Regions from separate parts of the Mus musculus genome. Here region 2 is linked to region 1. A link is a loop called in an ENCODE intact Hi-C map of the cell type or tissue named here. Cell type or tissue: gastrocnemius. All regions are shown on one strand. Each heading gives the region's core, and the rest is flanking DNA. Links, peaks and the distances in the headings are about the cores only.

Region 1 (5,379 bases), core at 148-5,147:
TCTCCATTCCATAGCACACCCAAGCGGTGAAGTGGGATGGACAAGGGAAGAAAACGGACAACGGTAGGTTACAGGGTAGAGGCGTAACTGTTAGAAGGGATGTCGATGTGTTGTGTGGGCAGCTGGGAGAAAGAAAGGATCCTGACTCGGATGAAGGAGTGGGTGGTGGTGCCCCTGAAGAGGCAGGCATAGTATTTTTTGTGCTATAGATTTATTGGGTTTTATCGACTTGATACTTTTTCTTTTTCTGAAAAAGTTACCCTATTTCATGAGGCACCAGGAGGTTAAGAATGCATATATAAATATTCTATTTGCCTCATAAACTCCTATTACCTTCCGACCATTCTATATGCTATTTCCTTTTCCATCACTCACATTGTGCCAGGAGCTTAGGAACACCGTGTATGTGTGTGTGTGTGTGTGTGTGTGTGTGTGTGTGTGTGTGTGTGGCTTGAGCCCACCCATAGGTTGGCCCAGGTATGCTTCGTCATGCTCGTCCACAGAGAAGTCATGGTCTCCTTAGGATGATGGAGTGGCAAAGCTGAAGAGCTAGAGACCACTGGGACCCCCTGTCATCCCTGAGTCTTTCCTTTTCCATCAGTTAGTCAACATGCGTGGTGGCCTATTGAAGTGTCCAAAGGTGTCTCACTAGTATCCAGGGGATCTGCCCACCGGGATGCCTAAGATCACAGTAAAGAAATCCACCGATCCCACATTGTAGAGAAGTATGAAAATGATTCAGGGAGTGAGTGGGCCTGCCAGTGTCAGGCCTTCGCTGTGTGGTGAGGATGGGGCCCACTGGGCTTCAGGCCTAGGGATGGCTTACCTCCCCAGCACAGGGGTCCGGCCCACTGTCAGCAGCCAGAACTAGTTGGTGAGATAGGTCTTACTCAATAGCCCTGCTTGGCCCGAGACTTACTGTATAGAAGACAAGGCTGGCCTCAAACTCAGAAACGCACATACCTCTGTCTCCAAATGACACAAAATCCCATTGAGATCTGCATAGCTCATTTCTCAAGCAGTTACATTCTTCCTACTTCTGATGGACCCCAGAGCCACATCCTGCTTATGTGGCCTTGATTTCTGGGCAGCTAAGACCCCCCAAGCTGAAGGCTTCCAGAGCAACCTGACTGGGAGAGAGTAAGCCTCTGGATAGCAGGAGCACCTCCCACCAAGAGACCTTCCCCAAGACCTGATGCTCTTGTTCCCAGTTCCCGCATTGCTACTTTGTAACAACCGTGTTTGTCCTCAGCATCCTGGGAAATGCAGAGCCGCAACTCCTTGTGCCCTGGAGCTTTTAGAGACCTGCAAACCCTCACGCCTATCTTCGTGTTTTTATTCCATGCTTATTTTTCCTCACCACCAAGCTCGCTGCAATGTGCACTCACATCAGAGACATGTCTCCCAGCTTCTCAGACAGCCTTCTGGCCTTGGCCCTTCTTTTTGCTATCTTACAGAACTTTGACCAGCCAACAAGGGGGTGTGCCTACAGGCAGCATCCATGTCTAATGGTGTCCGACATGACATGTTCATGTAGGTTTCTGCTTGGCAACAGGCATCTTGTTTAGGAGTAGTCTCTCCAGTTCCCCAGTGACACTTTGTCTGCATCTCCAGGGACATCTTACCCTCAAAACAATACACACAAATAATAGCAATAGTGATGATGATGGTGGTGGTGATTATGATGATGATAGTAAACCTTAAAGTAGGCATATATACCTACTATATTAGACAACAGCACTCAACTCTCTCTCTCTCTCTCTCTCTCTGTGTGTGTGTGTGTGTGTGTGTGTGTGTGTGTGTGTGTACACAAGGCCTTGCTTTTCCCTGCAGATTTTATAGGTGAGGAGAATTTATGGTATAACAAATATTTAAATCCTAGAAACATGTATGCTTTTTTAGCAATTCTGGAAACACCTAAACTAAGGGAAATCTCCAATCATATCAATTCCTAAAGACTGACTGACTTTCATGTTTCAAAATAGAGAATGGTGCTTTATGATGTCACTAAAGCCTGTAACACTCACTGTTATCTTTATTTGATACAAACCCAGCAGCTGGGTTGGGTATGGCTATGCACAGTTAGATACGCTATGAACTGAGGCTAGTGGGTCCTACTCGCTGTATATAAAGCACTTAGTACAAAGCTTTGAATGAGCAGGGTCCCGGTGTTTTCTGCTAACTAATAAAAAGTTGATTGCCTAGACTGGAGAGCTGTTGGCTCCCATACCTGCAATGCTAGCAATGGTCACAAGAGGGCAGTGTTAGAACATGAAAACCAGGAACTGCAGCCCAGTATTTTGAAACTGCAGGAGTTTAAATTTTGTTCAGCCATTTCACTGGAGCAGAGATTCTGGGCTGCACTTGGCCTTGGTCTCCACTTCATTCCACCCCCTCATCTGTCATTGTGCCATTATCTGGCAATTTTTACTCTGGTTTTGAAAAAAAGACCTCTTGCTGTTTTTCTCTCTAAGGTCAAATAGAAAACCTTTAGTCATCCCTGCCTTTGCTTTTACAACACAGATGCCTTTGTTCATTGCAGTTTTGATTATTAAATTTGAAGTACAGCTCTCTCTCCCTTTCTCCCCACCCTCCTTCCCTCCCTCTCTCCCTCTTTCGCTCCCCCCCCTCTGTGTGTTTCCTTCCCTCCCTCCCTCCCTCTCCCCCGCTTCCTCTCCCTGATTCTTTCACTTGGCCACACACTCTGTTCGCTTTCCTTTCAGTGACATCACCATTTTTGGGAGACACTACTTGAACACATTTCTGAACAGTTTTACGAAGCCCAGAAAACGTAAAAGGTGGCAAGCTGGTTGCAGATGGTGTCACTGCTGACTCCCGCCGGAGCTCTGGCTGGGGCTGAGCTATTCATTAGGAATGGATATTTAGTTGACTTGGCATTCTGCACAACTCACCCTACATGTAGTTTTGTTGTTGAGTATTCTTTGTCCGGGTGACACAGTGCTGGCCAGTTCAGCTCTGCACTGGTTAGAAATGCCCGTGCCAGGCCGTGCTCTGCAAGCCAGCCCCAGCGAGCTTGCCTGATGTCCATCGGCTGCCCGACAAGCCGATTCCAGGGACACGCTCTGAAAGGAACCGGCCTTGCCGTTGCCGCTTGCCAGAAAACACATTTGACTTAGAAGTATCTTGCCTTCCTGCTTGGCAGTAAATCCTTTTGACACACGTGCAGTTGGATGCCTTGACAGACTCTGAAATTGGGTTCCATTTGATTTGATTACTTAAAAACGCTTAGAGAACTCAATAAATTCCAGGAGCAAATTCAAGCTCAGGAAGCAAAATGCAAGAGCTTTGAAACCTAGTGGCAAGTATAGGCTGGAAATGAACCCTGTAAAAACATCAGCTTTTAAAGAACTTATGCTTCTGAGTCTACCTATACACGTAAAGATAACCTAACACAAATAAGATTGTTAACTCTTGACTCAATGACACAGAAATGAATAAATTCTGAATAGCTAACAGGTCTGATAACTCTTCAGAATCACAGGATAATTTTTCATTTTCCATGAGTTCATCACAGACACAGCTCATGTCCCCAGATCATCTGCGCAGGCCAGGTTTCAGTGGACCATGATCGTACATTGTGACATGTAACCCTGGCCTTCTTACCACCGTGACCACTTCACAGTGTCCGTATGAACACATGTGAGACAGCTCTGGCGAGAATGTCTGCTTTAAGATGTGAGAACGCCACAATGCAGATGCACAAAGCAGATAAATTAAGAGGTGATTAGTCGCAGTACAAAAGGATTCTTTGATTTACAGCAGGATTGTCAGGAGGGTTTCTTTGAATACAAGCTCCCCCAGAGAGCTCAAGTGTTTTGCAGATCATTCAAACCACTTGACATCCAGACTGGGGGACAGAGAAACTTGGAATTTAAGTGTTGAAAGCCATCATTAGATGAAGCTTAATACAACACGACTATAGAGGTTCTCTGTTGTTTAAATAAAGGCAAAAATATAATTTGCTTTTTAGAAGTGTAGAAAACCTATACATGCGTGGCGATGTGACTGAGTTAGGAATTATATTGTATTATTTTTTATCTATTTAATTCTGGCAAGCTGACTCAGCCAGTAAAGGTGACTGCCACCAAGCCTGGTGACTTCAGTTCAAGTCCTGAAGCCCACACGCTAGAAAAAGAGAACCAACTCTTATAATTTCTCACAATGACCTCGTCGGGCATGCTATGGTATATGTATCACGGTAGCTTTCCCCCCCAATACAGAAATGTTTAAGATGTGTTCTGCTATTAATCTTTTTTAAACATTTATTTATTTATTTAATGTATACAAGTGATCTATCTGCATGTACACCTGCATGCCAGAAGAGATCATGAGGTCCCTTTATAGATGGTCATGAACCACCATGTGCTTGCTGGGAACTGAACTCAGGAACTCAGCCAGTGCTCTTAACTGTTGAGCCATCTCTCCAGCTGCTGATCTTGTTAAAGGCATTGTGACCATTTCACAGAGGTCTGAGAGGAGCCAAAGCCATGGAGGCAGTGTAATCTAGATCTGCCAAGGTTCAGGCCCCTTCCACATCAGCTCTGCCTGACTCTTGTCTCTGTGTGGACCTCCTTTGCCTCTTGTTTGGTGCCTGTCACCACAGGCTGGTTGGCATCCTTTGGTTTGGTCCCAGCATCTAAGATGGCTGTAGTTTTGTGTGGCAAAGACTCAGGCAGGTTTAGAAACTGGTACATGCAGACTGAGGTATACATGTGGACAGGGACTGTGTGGAATAATTGTATGCCAACTTGACACGGGCTGCAGTCGCCTGATAGGAGAGAACTCTGGAGTAAAAGCCTCATAAGATGGGGCTGTAGACAGCCTGTAGGGCATTTTCTTAATTAGTGATTCATGTCCGGAGGACCCAGCCAGTTCTGAGCGGGATCACTCCTGGGCTGGTGGTCCTGGGTTTTATAAGAAAGCAGGCTGAACAAGCCATTAGGAGCAAGTCAGTGAGCAGCAGCCCTCCATGGCCTCTGCAACAGCTCCTGCCCTGTTTGAGTTCCTGCCATGATTGGTTTCCATGATGAATGGTTATAAGGATTTTATGAGTGAAAGACAGCCTTTTCTTCCCAAGTTGCTTTGGGCTGTAGTGTTTTATCAAAGCGTTAACAGCCCTAGGTAAGTCAGGGAGTCAGAAGGCAGGCCCAGCGGGGAGCTGGACTCTACCCAGGTTCACTCGGAACTTTCCCCACAGAATGACTACCTGAGAGCCCTCGGTCTACAGATGTATTGTCAAATAATGCATCGGCAGGAACAGGAAGTCTGCAGCGAGGTAAAGAGACTGAGTAGTTTCTAGTCTCAGTTCTCCCTCTGCCTGTTTTGGATAAGATACTGAGCATCTTAGAGTCTGAATCT
Region 2 (5,379 bases), core at 286-5,285, 74 kb before region 1:
GGGCCTTTCCCCCTTGATCACTAATTGAGAAAATGCCTTACAGTTGGATCTCATGGAGGCATTTCCTCAACTGAAGGTCCTTTCTCTGTGATAACTCCAGCTGTGTCAAGTTGACACAAAACTAACCAGTACACATTCCCTATAACCAATGGCTATTCCTTAGAATTTCCTACCATTGTATATTCTAGGCCCTCTCTTTTTATTAGATATTTTCTTTATTTACGTTTCAAATGTTATACCCTTTCCCTTATCCCCCCCCTCCCAGAATCCCCCTATCCTATCTCCCTCCCCCCTACTTCTATGAGGGTGTTCCTCCACCCATCCATCTACCCTCTCCTGCCTCATCACCCTAGCATTCCCCTACACTGGGACATCGAGCCTTCACAGGACCAAGGGCCTTTTCTTCTATTGAGGACATCCTCTGCTACACATGCAGCTGGAGCCATGGGTCCCTCTGTGTGTATTCTTTGGTTGGTGGTTTAGTCCCTGGGAGCTCTGGGTGGTCTGGTTGGTTGATATTGTTGTTCTTCCTATGGGGTTGCAAATCTCTTCAGCTCCTTCAGTCCTTTCACTAACTCCTCCATTGGGGTCCCCATGTTCAGTCCAATGGTTGGCTTCAAGCATGCACCTCTGTATTTGTCAGGCTTTGGCAAAGCCTCTCTGGAGACAGCTATACCAGGCTCTTGTCAGCAAGATCATAATCCTAAACAGTGGAATCTACGGCACAGAAATAATAGAAATGAGACAAAGCCAGATATTCTGAACAAGACAGGCAAAGCTCCCTCACTGGAAGGGATACTGGACAACTCAGAGGCAGAGGCACAGTGCTAGAAGATGTTTTCTTTCTTGAATACAGCATTCTAACAGTGATTTTGCAGGTTAGCTGGCCAGTAGCCTATCCCAGAGCTCCTGAGTTATTCATTGTCTTATATGAACGTCCTGGCCTCATGGTTTTGTTGGGTTTTATGCTTGTGCTTATATTGCTGAGAAAGCACCAGGGTTAGGAATTTTTTTTTTTAAGATTTATTTATTATTATACATAAGTACACTGTAGCTGACTTCAGACACACTAGAAGAGGGCATCAGATCTCATTACGGGTGGTTGTGAGTCACCATGTGGTGGCTAGGATTTGAACTCAGGACCTTTAGGAAGAACAGTCAGCGCTCTTACCCGCTGAGCCATCTCACCAGCCCCCAGGGTTAGGAATAAGATACATGTATTTTCTCCAAGGGCAATAGGCCAAGTAATGCTATATTACAGTTGTGAACCAAATCCCAACTGATCGTCATGCCTACAGGCTTAGTAGAGTCCAACTCAGTTTTGAGGCAGCAAAGGAAACAGACACAATATGAAGACAGACGTCAGTCCACTTTAGTCTCTGCTGAATGTTTGTGTGGCTGCTTCTAACTTGGTTTTCTATTGGTCTTGGCCTAAGGGATCCTGTCTGTAAATTTTCTGGCTTTTTAGCCTAACCTTGTTTTACGACCAAGCTGTCAAAAGTGTGCTTTTTGTGGGTAACTGGGGAAGGGACAAGGACTTATTTACCTTTGTCCTCTTGCACAACTACCACTTTCAATGTTCCGGCATGGTTTTATTCTTCAATGATGCCACAACTTAGATTTTTAATTAGTGATGCATTGATAACTGTTTAGTTTGCCTCTTTCTCTACTTTGTAGATTCTAGTTTCAGTGAACAGTTCTACAGACAGGTTTCCGGGTCAAGTGTTGGTGTGTGTGTTTGTGTGTGTGTGTGTGTGTGTGTGTGTGTGTGTGTGTGTGTGTGTGGTCTAATGAAAGCAAGTCTTTGCAAGCAGCTACCTGCACCTGAAGATGTTTACACTGCCCACTGGCCAGCCAGCTGAGAGCTTTGCATCTCTTTAGATGAGGTTTTTCAAACTGAGAGCAAGAGGTCTGCGAGTAGCAGGGGCTCTTTAAGGTTTTAAAACATGAAACAAACTTCTCTTCTGAAGCTTGGATGAGTGAGCTTAAAAGTGATGTCTCTGACCCCACGGAGCTGTCATGTGATGCCAGCTCAGTCAACATCCCCAGTGAGCTGCAACCACCCACCGAGATGCTCCCAGGCTCCTGACCCTAGTGAGCTAAGCCTTGATGGTTGCTTTCAGCTGCCAGGTTTGAGAGTGATGTTTGAGGCGGCCAGGGATGACTAACGCAGATTTGAGATGTGGGTCGTGGCCAAAACAAAAGCTTAGCACGTAGACGTAGACGAGCTCTGCATAAAAGAAGCTGCTAGGTGATTATGAGCACATCAAAAGGAGATCGTCATTAGTCATCAGGGAAAATGCATATTAAAACCACGATGAATACCACTGTACACCCACCAGGAAGGCTAAAATTAAAAAGATTGACAATTCCAACTTCTGGTGAGGCTATGGGATTAGTGACTGTCTCTTTAGGACTGTGCAAAACCGTGCAGTCATTTTGAAAAACTAAGAAAGTTTTGTGTGTGTGTGTGTGTGTGTATGTGTGTGTGTGAAGCTTTTGTTGTTGACCCAGAAAGTACATAGGTATGTTTATACCAGTAGAAACAGTTGCATGTGCTGGAGAAAGGAAGCTAATACATATGCTCTTAGCATTGGCAGGTCCTCACTATAGGCCTAAGCTGCAATCAGCTCAAGCCACTCATCGGTAAGGGACTGGGTAAGCCATGGTTTATGCAGGCAGTGCGGTGCTACTCCACTATGCAACTGTGCAGAGGTGGGTAGGAAGCACACAGACACCCATGGGAGGGTCTCAAAAGCATGACTGTGTGTCATCCTAGTGCTTGCCACCTGGTTCTTTATACACCACTTGTGACACAAAACACACCTATGATGATAAAAGTAACTACTAGTTGTCTTTGGTTAGTAAGTCGGTCAGTTTATTTTTTTTTAACTTTTTATTGATCGTGAATTTCCCATCATGCACCCCAACCCCACCCATCTCCCTGTCCCTTCATACCCACCCCTCCAGCCTTGCAACCTCCCCACAAAAGAAACAAAAAATTTAAAGCCAAAAAATAAAAATAAATAAAAAATTAAAAACAACATCAACAGCAAAACCATCACTCCGTGGGAGCAAAACCATCACACAGTACACCCTTTGCTCAGACAGCTTTATTTGCAAATATTCTTCGCAACGAGTCATTGGTCTGGTTTGAGGCCTGGTACACTATTGATACTGGATTCTTACTGGAAATCCTCTTGGATATCCTGTGGTCGCCCTGTGTAATGGAGATCCTGTAGCTTTTGGATCTGCAGGGCAGGGTCCTTCACCTGCTCCAGCAGTTCATAGATGGGGTAGATATTGGGGTGGACCAACTCAAATCCCTGGATCTGGATCTGGGTGGTAGCTAGGTTGGTCAGCCTGCCAGCTTTGTTGCTCTCCCACCACCAGGGGGAGCTCTACAGTGCTGCCTAGGCCAGGTACAAGGGCCACGCTCTTTATTGCTGTAGCTGGCGAGAAGTGGGGTTGGCTCCACTCAGCCCTTGGATATCAATATGTCCCCAGGCAGCAGCCCGGACCAGGGAAGTTGCATGGTCTTTAGTGGTAACATGGGCCATCGGCACAGACCCCAGACATGGCCCTTGGCTGGCTGCAGCATGGGCTAGAACATCACCATGGCCTCATGCGACAGTGCAGGCTACTCATACCGGGTTGCTTCTCTCCACCCTCAAGGTCTAGTTCCATCTCTCTCCATAGTTCACAGTCCGGCTCCTGATTCCCTCCCATCTCTCCACTATGTACTTGCGCATTGTAGTGGTGCCCTTGGTGGGCCGGCCATGAGGCAGACAGGCCTCTGGGAGTCTTCCACCCACGCCACTGTCACTAGGCTGGCCTCTCTTGGTACGTTATGTTGACCAAGAGGAAAGAATTCCATAAGGTGATGTGAATTTTATTTGAAGGGCAGTCATTTTGGTTAGGGTTTCAATTGCATGGCCATGGGACACCATGACCAAAAAGTAAGCCAGCCGTGGAGGAAAGAGATTGTTTGACTCACACTTCCATATTGTAGCCCATCACTGAAAAAGGCCAGAACAGGAAACCAAACAGAGCAGGAACCTGGAGGAAGGAGCTGATGCAGAGGCTACGGACATGTGCTATTTATTGGCTTGCTCCTTATGATCTGCCCAGCCTGCCCTCCTATAGAACCCAGGACTACAAGCCCAGGGATGGCACCATACACAATTGATGGCCCTTGCTCACCAATCACTAATTAAGAAAATGCTCTACATGTTTGCCTATAACACAATCTCATGACGGGCATTTTCTTAACTGAGGTTCCCTTCTCTCAGATGACCCCAGCCTGTGTCAAGTTGACAGAAAACTACCCAGCACAGCAGCTTACTGGATCATTATGTTTTAATAAAAAAAAAAATCACAAAAAGATATCCTAAGATGTAGTCATTTGATTATAATATGTAAATTCTGTTTTGACATATAGCAAGAACGAAAACAACAAACCCAAATCTTCCCTGTGGCCCTGGATCTTGTCTTTTATTCCTCCAATGAATTTAATCTTTTCAGTCTTCTCCATAGTATGCTGCCAGTCAGGTCTGCCGTCCAGTTTTTTCCTCTTGCTGTACTCTGTGAACGCAAATATTTCCCAACCAATCTTCCTCCAGTTGATCCAGGACTTCGGTTGTCATAGCAATGGTTCTCTGGAAAGCAGACCTCAGGCAAGGATTAAGTGTTAGCACTTTATGTGGGAGGTACAACCCCACACAGCTGGTCGCCTTGTGTATTAGTTTTCTAGGACTGCTGTAATGGAGTGACTGAAGTCCTTAAAACAACAGAGATGTACTGTGTGGTAGTTCTGGAGGCCAGAAGTTCAGAGTGTCAGGGTGTGGCTAAACCATGCTTTCTGGGCAGCTCCTGGGGGGGGGGGGGGATGTGGTGGTGGTGGGGAGAATCTTCATTGCTTCTCAGAGCTGATGTTTGCAGAAATTCTCCCTGGGCTTGTAGACACATAGCACCAATCTCAGTCTCCCTTGTTATTTAGCAAAATCTTCCCTGTGTGTCTATGTGTCTATGTCTTTCCTTTGTGTAAGGATAAAACGTTGGCTTAGAGCCCCCACCCTTCTTCATTTGACCATGACTTTATCTGGTCATGAGCACACATGCAAAGGACCCTATTTCCAGGTGAAATCACACAGATTTCTTTTGTATATTTGTGGGGATACCATTCTGTTGAAAAACCAACATAAGCTTATCTCTACTAGCTTACAAATAAATGAGACTCAGACTATGGTTATTTTATTTGACTGTGACAATTACTGGGCGTAACCCCTAATCTACTTTTCTAGGCTGGCCTGGCTCTCTCCCCAGTAGTGTATCCCGGACACTTGCTGTTTCTCCTGGACAAGTACGTGCTCATAGTCC

The links. Hi-C counts contacts between places; a loop is a spot of excess contacts. Peaks named below come from ENCODE experiments on the same cell type or tissue, not always from the same donor. Only the 100,000 strongest peaks of a DNase experiment are listed, where the experiment ranks them.
Region 2: a loop joins it to region 1, with 2.6 times the contacts of the local background. A loop is called at or near these places in 22 of 42 quality-filtered maps.

Annotation. Positions count from the first base shown.
Region 1 is chr2:72,036,104-72,041,482 of GRCm38, forward strand. The region is part of intron 3 of Rapgef4 (Rap guanine nucleotide exchange factor (GEF) 4); the gene reads left to right. Among named protein-coding and RNA genes, the nearest start is that of Gm29940, 16 kb to the right of the region's middle. In gastrocnemius, for the core only: a CTCF peak has its summit at 2,249 (motif pointing right); DNase peaks (open chromatin) are centred at 2,258, 3,020 and 3,593; H3K4me3 peaks cover 1,032 bases; H3K27ac peaks cover 1,171 bases.
Region 2 is chr2:71,962,254-71,967,632 of GRCm38, forward strand. It overlaps Gm39845 (a long non-coding RNA gene), which reads left to right. Exons shown (of 3, transcript XR_866416.1): 2 at 5,304-5,362. Among named protein-coding and RNA genes, the nearest start is that of Gm39845, 7.3 kb to the left of the region's middle. In gastrocnemius, for the core only: a CTCF peak has its summit at 3,379 (motif pointing right); a DNase peak (open chromatin) is centred at 3,417.